Regions from separate parts of the Homo sapiens genome. Here region 2 is linked to region 1. Evidence: read pairs that join two places in POLR2A ChIA-PET (ENCODE). Cell type or tissue: A673. All regions are shown on one strand. Links, peaks and the distances in the headings refer to the core of each region. The heading gives the core; the rest is flanking DNA.

Region 1 (5,380 bases), core at 289-5,288:
TTTGAGATAGGATCTAGCTCTGTTGCCCAGGCTAGAGTGCAATGGAGTAATCACAACTCACTGTAGCCTCAATGTCCCAGACTCAGATGATTTTCCTGCTTCAGCCTCCTGAGTAGCTGGGACCACAGGCATGTGCCACTTACACTTGGCTTTTTTTTTTTTTTTTTCCCGGTAGAGATGGAGTCTCCCCATGTTGCTCTGGCTGGTCTTGAACTCGTGGACTCAAGTGATCCTTCCACCTTGGGTTCCTAAAGTGCCAGGATTACAGGCGTGAGCCACCACATCTGGCCTAATTTTTCTTTTCTTTTCTTTTTTTTTTTTGTTAATGCTTCCCAGGCTGATCTTGAACTCCTGAGCTCAAGTGATCCTCCTGCCTGGGCCTCCCAAAGTGCGGGAATTACAGGCTTGAGCGACCATGGCCAGCCAAGTTGAGAATCTTGGACATTATCTCCAAAGCAATGAGAAACCCCGGGAGAAGGGGAAGCAAGATGGTTAAGAAGAGAGAGCAGTTATCTGATTTGCATTGTTTAAAAGCAAAGATCTACTGAGTGGATTTAAGGAGATTAGTTTGGAAGCTACTGGCAGTTTGAACTAGAATGGTGCCAATAAGGGTAGGGAAAAAGGGCTGATTTGAAATATACTTAGGAGGCCAGGGGCAGTGGCTCACGCCTGTAATCCCAGCACTTTGGGAGGGTGAGGGGGGTGGATCACTTGAGCTCAGGAGTTTGAGACCACCCAGGCAACATGGTGAAAACCCATCTCTACTAAAAATACAAAAAAATTAACTGGGTGTGGTCGTGCACGCCTCTACTCTCAGCTACTTGGGAGGCTGAGGCAGGAGAATTGCTTGAGCCCCAGAGGTGAAGGTTGCAGCGAGCCAAGATTGCACCATTGCACTCCAGCTTGGGCTACAGAGTGAGACTCTGTCTCAAAAAAAAAAAAAAAAAAATACACACACACACACACACACACACACACACACACTTAGGAGATGGAATGGATAAGATAGAGATTAGATGTGGAGGAATAAGGGAGAGGAATGAGCCAGGATAATAGTATTAAATATGTGGTAGACACTATCATTTTACATGTATTAAATTATTTAATTCTCAGAACAACCCCATGAGGTAGGTATTGCTATCACCATTATGTAGCTGAGGAAACAGACATCCCTAATTTTTTTTCTTTTTTTTGAGACAGGGTGTCATTCTTTCACCCTGGCTGGAGTGCAGTGGCACGATCACAGCTCACTGCAGCCTCTACCTCTGGGCTCAGGTGATCACTTCTGCCTTCTGAGTAGCTAGGACTACAGGCATGTGCCACCATGCCTGGCTAACTTTTTTTTCTGTTTTTTTTTTTTTTTGTTGTTGTTGTTGTTTGTTTGTTTTAGAGACGGTTTCACCATGTTGCCCAGGCTGGAGCTCCCTGATTTCTGGCTTGAGGCGTTGGATGTGTGATGGCATCTCATAATTAAGATAGAAAACTGAAGGTGGGGTGGAGGCTCGTAAGTTTAATTCTGAATGTATTGAATATGAGGTGTTTGTGAAATGTCCAAGTTGCAGGGTTAAGTAGTCATTTGGATATAGGGTTTGGAGTTCAAAGCGAGAGAATCCTGGGTTAGAGATAGAGATTTTAGTCTTTTGAAGATGACTAATTTTGAGGAGTAATTATTAAAAAGGGGCAAAGGGTAGAGCAAGGAAAGAGGGATTACTATAGAGCCCCAAGGCATATGAGATCGGATGGTTGAAAATGGAGAAGATAAATATGAAATGGCTTGTGTGCTATGTCAGATGTTTGGACTTTATTCTGAAAAAATAGCTTTCAGTTTAATCTGTGGGCTTATTGAGCTGGAAGTGTCTGTGGGATATTCAGGGACAGAAAGCTGGACTGTTCTTACATCCTTTCCTCATATTTTTCTGCTAACTTTCCTCGGTTCTTCAGAATATACTCTAGCTTTCTCATCATCCTGGTTACTTTTTTTTTTTTTTTTTTCAATTTTAGTATTTTTAGAGACAGGGTCTCACTACATTGCCTAGGCTGGTCTCGAACTCCTCAGCTCAGGAGATCTTCCTGCCTTGGCCTCCCAAAGTGCTGGAATTAAAGGCTTGAGCCACTGTGCCTGGCCCATACTGGTTACTTTTTTATCTTAAAATGTGGTAGACAATTGAATGCATTTTATGTATGACCTGAGCAGAGTGGATAATCTTCACTTTGTCCAGCACGTTCTGTACACTGTTTCTATGAATATAGGTCAAGATTGAATTAGTTTTTGAGAAGAGGAGAACATTATTACATCATGTTTCTTTTATCAAGTAAAAGTGTGTGTGTGTGTTTGTGTGTTTTAAATCTAAGCCTTGTATCTTTTATCCTTGTGGTCTAATTCTTCCTTTCTCTCAATATAGGTATGGCATCACAGCTGCAAGTGTTTTCGCCCCCATCAGTGTCGTCGAGTGCCTTCTGCAGTGCGAAGAAACTGAAAATAGAGCCCTCTGGCTGGGATGTTTCAGGACAGAGTAGCAACGACAAATATTATACCCACAGCAAAACCCTCCCAGCCACACAAGGGCAAGCCAACTCCTCTCACCAGGTAGCAAATTTCAACATCCCTGCTTACGACCAGGGCCTCCTCCTCCCAGCTCCTGCAGTGGAGCATATTGTTGTAACAGCCGCTGATAGCTCGGGCAGTGCTGCTACATCAACCTTCCAAAGCAGCCAGACCCTGACTCACAGAAGCAACGTTTCTTTGCTTGAGCCATATCAAAAATGTGGATTGAAACGAAAAAGTGAGGAAGTTGACAGCAACGGTAGTGTGCAGATCATAGAAGAACATCCCCCTCTCATGCTGCAAAACAGGACTGTGGTGGGTGCTGCTGCCACAACCACCACTGTGACCACAAAGAGTAGCAGTTCCAGCGGAGAAGGGGATTACCAGCTGGTCCAGCATGAGATCCTTTGCTCTATGACCAATAGCTATGAAGTCTTGGAGTTCCTAGGCCGGGGGACATTTGGACAGGTGGCTAAGTGCTGGAAGAGGAGCACCAAGGAAATTGTGGCTATTAAAATCTTGAAGAACCACCCCTCCTATGCCAGACAAGGACAGATTGAAGTGAGCATCCTTTCCCGCCTAAGCAGTGAAAATGCTGATGAGTATAATTTTGTCCGTTCATACGAGTGCTTTCAGCATAAGAATCACACCTGCCTTGTTTTTGAAATGTTGGAGCAGAACTTATATGATTTTCTAAAGCAAAACAAATTTAGCCCACTGCCACTCAAGTACATCAGACCAATCTTGCAGCAGGTGGCCACAGCCTTGATGAAGCTCAAGAGTCTTGGTCTGATCCACGCTGACCTTAAGCCTGAAAACATCATGCTGGTTGATCCAGTTCGCCAGCCCTACCGAGTGAAGGTCATTGACTTTGGTTCTGCTAGTCACGTTTCCAAAGCTGTGTGCTCAACCTACTTACAGTCACGTTACTACAGGCAAGTGGCAAATGCTGAAAATCGTATCTTAGGCTAGAGTTCTGTCCTTATATTTAACATATACCCCGTAGGCTACATATAGCAATGAATTTGTTTATAGATTCTGAGATAGAAATAGGATATGTTTTAGCTCATTCTATGTGTGTGGCATTCCTATATATGACATTTATTTCTGAAATTTTATCTAGCACTGGAAAAATTAACTCAGTCTGATTCTGAAAGTTGTTACTAGTTGAATTATACTAGCACCTGGTTCTTTAGTATTATTTTACCTCATTTTCCCATTTTATTTATTTTATTTATTTATTTATTTATTTAGAGACAGAATCTCGCTCTGTCGCCCAGGCTGGAGTGCAGTGGCGTGATATCAGCTCACTGCAAGCCCCACCTCCTGGGTTCACGCCATTCTCCTGCCTCAGCCTCCTGAGTAGCTGGGACCACAGGCACCCGCCATCACGCCCGGCTAATTTTTTTTGTATTTTTAGTAGAGACGGGGTTTCACCGTGTTAGCCAGGATGGTCTCGATATCCTGACCTCGTGATCCACCCGTCTCGGCCTCCCAAAGCGCTGGGATTACAGGCGTGAGCCACCGTGCCCAGCCTATTTATTTATTTTTTTAAGATGGAGTTTCACTTGCCACCCAGGCTAGAGTGCAGTGGTGTGACATTGACTCACGGCAGCCTCCACCTCCTGGGGTCAAGTGATTTCTCCTGCTACTCCTGTCCTGAGTAGCTGGGACTACAGGCACCTGCTACCACGCCCGGCTAATTTTTTTGTTTTTAATAGAGATGGGGTTTCACCATGTTGACCGGGCTGGTTTTGAACTCCTGACCTCAGGTGATCCACCCGCCTCAGCCTCCCAAAGTGATTAGAGGCGTGAGCCACCATGCCCAGCCATTTTCCCATTTTGAAGAGTCTTGAAATACACAAAGATATTTACTTATTTGTAATGAATCTGAGCATATGTTGCTGTTTTTTCGAACCTCTTATCTTGGCAGGTAAAATAACGTGGGAATAACTCTAGGTTTAACTCTAGTAACATTTTATTCTTTTACATTTTCTTCTGTAGTAGCATGAATTGAATTACATGGTTGCTACAATCTCTTCCTGTTTTAACTTTCTCTAAATACTTTGAACTTAATGGGTTATCCTAGAATGGCCTTGACCCAAGTACCTTATACTTTAATGATATATATTTCTAGATTGATACTTTTAATGTAGCTACCATTTTAATATATAATAATTATTGGGACAGTATGTAAATGCTGATATATACAATTTTGTCTGTACCATAACCAAGGCTTTTAAAATGTGCTTTTTATCAGCACCCATTTACTTACTTGCCTAGTTATTAATTTTAAGGAATCTAATATTTAGTTTTAATGGCCATACATTAAATACAAATCATGTAAGCATCCAATCAAGAAGTGAAATAATAAAAACATAGATAACCTATAAAATATGTTTATAAGGAGCTATACATGCCAGATGCCTGTAATAAAATTTGAGGAAATAGAAATTCTGAATTAAGAATTTTATATTATGTGTGAAAATAATGTGAGGATATTTTAACCCATACAAGGACTCAGAAAAAATGTCATCTGCATGTTTCCTTTTTTAAAAACATTGTGGTAAGATGTTTATAATAGGAAATTTACAATTTTAACCATTTGGTACCACTCATTGTGTTAAGTACATTCATAGTGTTGTGTAACCATCACTGCTGTCTGTTAAGTATATTCACAATGTTGTGTAACCATCACCACTATTTCCAAATGTTTTCATCACCCAAAACAGAAATTCTAACCATTAAGCAATAACTCCCTATTCTCTCTTCTTCCTACCACTGGTAATCTTGATTTGACTTTCTGTCTCTATGAATTTGCCTATTCTAGATACT
Region 2 (5,380 bases), core at 263-5,262, 280 kb after region 1:
CATTTGAAGTAAAAAATTTCCAAAGTGTGTGCTCAACAATAATCATTGAAATGTTTCCAGTGAAAAAAAGAAGTGAAAGCCTTGATTAATAGTGTTTGATAATGTCTGTGGTATAAATATTCCTTCCGTGGCTAACTTTCAAGCTACCAATGGTTTAACAACCAGCTTTCTAATTTCCTGAAATTTGTACTTTTGCAATCAGGTACAAGCCAGCTCTGGTACATCACTGTTGGTGTCCCTTCTAGGGCTGACTTCTGGTCTGTACCACTCTACACTGGGACGCTGGAAGACTAAGTCTTTGACTCTTGTTGGAAAGAAAGCGTATAGGATGGCATTTCTCAAACTCCATAGCAGGGAACTTGTTAAAATGCAAATGCCCGCAGACTGCTATTAGGCACTCTGAATTAGCATAGGGGTGGAAGGGTTCCCAAAAATTTGCACCATTAACACACTCCCCAGATGATTCTGATGCAGGCGGTGTGAGGGCCAGACTTTGAGAGTCACTGGCTTGGAAAGTGGAAGGGATGGAGATAAAACAGGTGACAGTGGTGGGAAATGGAGTCAGGCAAGAGGAGAGAGGATTATGGAGGAAATGATGACCCAGACCATAGACACAATTGGGAAGCAAAGAGCAGGGAGGCAGGAGATATTCTCAGCTTGATATCCAGACTTGGAGGACTCTGCAGAACACCATGTACCAGAGGGCTTTAATAAGAGATGATGAAGATCATTATGGCGATGAAGGAGGGCAGTAGGCTTTGTTAACCAGCTTTACAGGGCTGGTAGGAAGTAGAGCCATCTGGTGCATATTTGGTACATTACAGAATCTATTTTATTTTCACTCATGCTACTCAGCCAAATTTATATCTGTTTCTGGCTGCAGAACTTGCCTGGTATTAGACTAAGCCCTGAGCTCTGAGCAGGAAGAATCCCACGCCAAGGACGTGATCAGTTTTTGCCGATCCTGGGGGCAAGGCTGGATTTCTAAGCCTTCCTAGAATTTCAGCCCTTGTTCTAGATGGTGGGAACCCAAGAACATTCCAAGTGAATGACTGAAAGTCCTGAAGGAATCTGTGCTCATATCACCAAACCACCTATCTCCTCCTGCAGGAGAGGGCAGCATTGGCCCCAGCCTCCCTGTGAGGCCCTTCACATCCTCATTTCCATTTCTCTATTGCTTCTGGGGGACAAGGACCTTGTTTATCTTTTCAGGCCAGGGCCTGCCTCTCAGTAGGTGGAAGAATGAGGCAGGTAGGTGATTGTAACGTACAGGGATTGGGAAGCACCATTAGGGCTGGCCTGGCTGAGACAGATACAGATAGAAGAAGAGTAATTGCCCAGTGGTAGGGGGTAGCTAAATATTAGGGGTCGAAAAAGCCTGAAATTTACCCTACTTGAGAAGGAAAACAAATCTGCTTAAAGCTACACAGTAAATTAATAATAATTAAAAAAAAAAAAGACTGACTAATGGTCCTCCCTACCTCCGTCACTCCCCCACACAAAAGAAAACAAGATAACTTTCAGGAAAGTTGGGGAAGGGGAGGTACATGCTGCTTAAGAGGCTCTTGGGAGAGCATTTGTTGTCTCTTCCTAGTCTTTGGCCTTATTCCAGTCCAACTGTTCAAAGGCACCGGGGCAGAATTTGTCTTCCCTGGGCTGGAACACAGGATATCACTAAGATTCCTCTGGATCCTGGAATGATGCTGCGAGTTGCACACACCTGCTCTGACTTTCCCCATTTAAAATTCCTCGTTAGAAATCCTTCCTTCCACTCTGATGTCCCAGACATCGCTCTTGGATCTTCCGCCCGCTTGCCTTGCATTCCCATCCCTCAGCTCAGACAGATGAAATGCAGGATAAAACCTTTCAGTACACAGGGCAGGGACCTTGTCTTTGTGTCTCATAAAGTGCGTGTACACCTGCAGTGCTTTGTAAATAATAAATGGCCACAATAAAGAAGCTGCTTCTTTGGGGTCAGGGGTGCCTGTTTGCAGAAAAACAGTTCCCCCTACACCTCCTCCCACCAGGTCTGGCTCTGCCTGGCACAGCTGTCACCGGAGCCTGAGGATGCAGTGCACAGAGATTTCCAAGGGGACATGTGACCTGAAAACTTAGGGTTCCAAACAGAATAAAAGGCACCACGCCAGGATTTCTTGGCCAGGGGAGGTCAGAGAGCAGCTTGCTGACATACTATGTACTTGAAAAATAAATGTACCGTGGAAATGCAAGATGTCATTATTATTACTTCGAATTTTATTGTTCTGCTTAATCTGGCCTTTACAAATTACAACAGCACAGGCTTTTTTAGCCAAGTGTATAATAATAATTTACTATTGAAAGAGAGATTGGCTGGTAATAACAGGTATTATTACTCTAATAATAACTTGCCAATTTCATACAAAGGAGAAGGAGACCTCTTTCCAGATGGGTGAACAAGCGAAATAGACAAGGGGGTTTCATGAGGGTGACTATGGGAAGGGCAAGGACATGATTACAACGTGGTCACTCATTATGATGACCCCCATCACTGATGCTGAGAACAAGTGGAGTAAAACTCTCAACTAGCCTGCTGTTTTCTCACTACAATTCAGAAACAGCAGTTCATCTTTTTGAAAATATGCTGCTAAAATCTCCCCTCTGTGTTTCCGGTTGCAGGGCACTATCAGGGCAACAAAACGTTCTAGAACAATGAACTCATCCATCAGGTATTTTGGAGGCCTTCATAATAATAGTAGCTGCCATTTATTGCAGCCTCGCTATGCGCCAGGCACTGTGCATCACCTCATTTACTCCTCTCCACCTTCTCTATGAAGTGAATCCTACTATCCATTTTATACATGAGAGACCTTAGGCTCAGGGTCGATAGGCCCAGTGTTCTAGCCAGGATCCAAACATAGACTGAATCAGGAGCCCAAGATCTTAACCACTGTGATCTACCACCTTTACTGCCACTTGGCAATGTTTCAATGGTTGAAATAGCTGAGTATTAGTAACTCAAACAACTCAAACTTGACACCTCTAGGCAAGAGGGAATAGTTTTCAAGCATCCAAGCTGATGGAAGGACAGAGTGGGATGGATAGCACCAATGCACAGGTGCTCAGGGAGTCACTTGGACTTGGCTGTGGATGGCCTAACTGGGAGAGTTTGCAGCAGAATTGCTTTCTGAGTTATGTTTTTCCAGACAGGTATTAAAAATATCCATGATCTCCGAGACTACTCTGGCTAGGTGGGAGAGGAGAGTGACTCTGAAGGAGGGGTGGGAATGGAGAAACTACTGCGGCATAAAAATTTGACTACAGATAATTTGTAAAGTTGATGATCAACCTTGATTAGATTTGCTCTTTCTAATTAGCAGAGCTGGATGGTTGGAGCTCCTTCATCCCTCCCCTCTGAGACTTTATTTTTTAAATTTCTTTATCATTAAATGAGGAATGTGGAGGAAAATTAGAAGGGTGGATGCTTCGAAGTTCTTATTGTCTAGCTCTGACCATCTGCCCTGGACTCAATTTATTCCAGATTGCCAGTTCCATGAGCCATCTTAATGAGCAAGCAGGGAGAAGGTCTCAGTCCAAGGCTTGCTCTGGCCTAAAGTGATTGCCTCACGAACGACTCACTAATTTTTAATTAATGCTCTGATCCATCCCAGAACCCTGGCTTGTGCATATTCTGCCTCTTCCCCCCACCGTTCACAAGCAGGAAGAAAGACATCTGGGCTACTTCAGTGCCTGTTGGGACAGGAAAAATAGCCAGGGCAGTGTACATCCCTTTCGTTTTCAGGGAAGTCACAGAACCACATCTGTTTTTTAAAGCGCAAGAGTGGAAGGCTGGGATGGGGGAGAGGCTGGGGGAGAAGGGATGTGAGTATGTGGTGGGGGCTATGGATGTGGTAGTGATGAGGCGAGTGTGTCTATGAGTAATACGGTGTGTGTGTGATGTCATGTGGGTGTGCTATGCAGGTCAAGTGTGTGATGGTGTCTGTGTGTGTGCACGTGTGTTGTGTGTGAGATGTGGTATGAGTTGCTGTGTAGGTCAAGTGTGTTTTTTGTGTGAGTATGGTGTGTGTGTGCTCATGTGCAGTGCGGTGTGGTCTGAGTGTGAGGGGTATATGTGTGTATGTGTGGTACAGTGTGTGATGTACAAATGTGCTGTGTTGTGCAGGTCAAGTGTGCTGTGTTTGTATGGTGTGTGCATGTACAGTGGGGTCTGGGTTCTATGGATGAGCATGTGCATGTTGTGTAATGTGTGTTTTGTAGTGTGGTGTGGTGAGTGTGGAGGAATGAATGCGGTGGTAGTGATGGTGGTGATGGTGGTGCCTGTGTATATGTGTGCATGTGCGTGTGTGAAAAGAGGCAGAGCAAGAATGAAAGCATCTCTAACAAAATAAGCTGCTTGAAAAGGGAATTTTTCTATCTCTAGAAATTTGCCAGAATATCTTCCTTTTTTGGCTAAAGCCTCTGCTCAGAAGGTCTCTGCTGCTCTGGATAAAAAAGGACAAGCTGGGTTTCAACAAAATAAAATGAATGTTAAAGATACTCCGGGGAGAAGCATTTTTACAAACCCAGTGCTAACGATGCAGTGGTTTCAGTTTCCTTCCATTGAGTGAGAAGGAATATTTAATTTTGAAACCAGTGGAGGCTCAGGCCCTACGCAGCAAGGTAGAGGAGACAACAGCACACGGCCCCTTTGTAGATTCATCCGTGCTCCCCTGACACCTCCTGTTTCCAGGTCGCAGATGAGATGAAATCCTCTTTGTGGAATACTGAAAAGGACTTTTGGTCTCCAGGGTTTGGCATTCCAAACAGAAGTAACTGAAGTCACCCTGATATGGAGGTGCCATCTAGGGGCAAGAAGGGGCTGGAGGAGGCTCCTGAAGAACAAGGAAAGGAGTCATCTAGCCAAAGGATTTTGTCACAGTCCTTCACACATGCTTTCTGGAGCTGGGGTCCTTGTGCAGGGGAATGTCCCAGAAGGGCTCAGCCCAGACAAATCCAGCAGGTTCAAAAGCATTTCCACTGAGAGGCTTTTCTTCAAGCCAAGCTCCCTGGCAGAGAGGCATTCCAGAGAAACGCAAATGAAGTAAACATATGGAAAAAAGTTTACATTCATGTCGTCAAGGAAATACAAATTAAAACAATAATTGACACTGACTTGGTGAAGTTCTTTAAAATGATCATGTCGGGGCACTCTCATGCTGCGGGGAGAAGCACACATTGGAAGGGAGGCAGTTTGGTAACACTTATCAAGAGCCTTAAAGCCTCAAAAGCCTCTACCCTTTGGCTCAGTGATTCCATTTCTACGAGTTTATTTTTAAAAACTCATTAGAGTACAAAGATTTCTGTAAGGATGTCCATTGCAGTGTTAATTATACATGTGAAAAAT

The links. ChIA-PET counts read pairs that join two places held together with the same protein. Peaks named below come from ENCODE experiments on the same cell type or tissue, not always from the same donor. Only the 100,000 strongest peaks of a DNase experiment are listed, where the experiment ranks them.
Region 2: POLR2A ChIA-PET joins it to region 1 with 8 read pairs; 2 of 35 experiments call an interaction of 5 or more read pairs at or near these places.

What each region holds. Positions count from the first base shown.
Region 1 is chr1:113,937,980-113,943,359 of GRCh38, forward strand. HIPK1 (homeodomain interacting protein kinase 1) reads left to right here. Exons shown (of 16, transcript NM_198268.3): 2 at 2,403-3,480. The coding sequence starts at 2,405. Among named protein-coding and RNA genes, the nearest start is that of HIPK1-AS1, 11 kb to the left of the region's middle. RefSeq lists an enhancer at 1-303. In A673, for the core only: no CTCF peak of the experiment used is centred there; no DNase peak of the experiment used is centred there; H3K27ac peaks cover 903 bases.
Region 2 is chr1:114,214,837-114,220,216 of GRCh38, forward strand. The region is part of intron 1 of LOC107985443 (a long non-coding RNA gene); the gene reads right to left. Among named protein-coding and RNA genes, the nearest start is that of SYT6, 64 kb to the left of the region's middle. In A673, for the core only: CTCF peaks have their summits at 818 (motif pointing left) and 4,839 (motif pointing left); a DNase peak (open chromatin) is centred at 4,835; H3K27ac peaks cover 1,723 bases.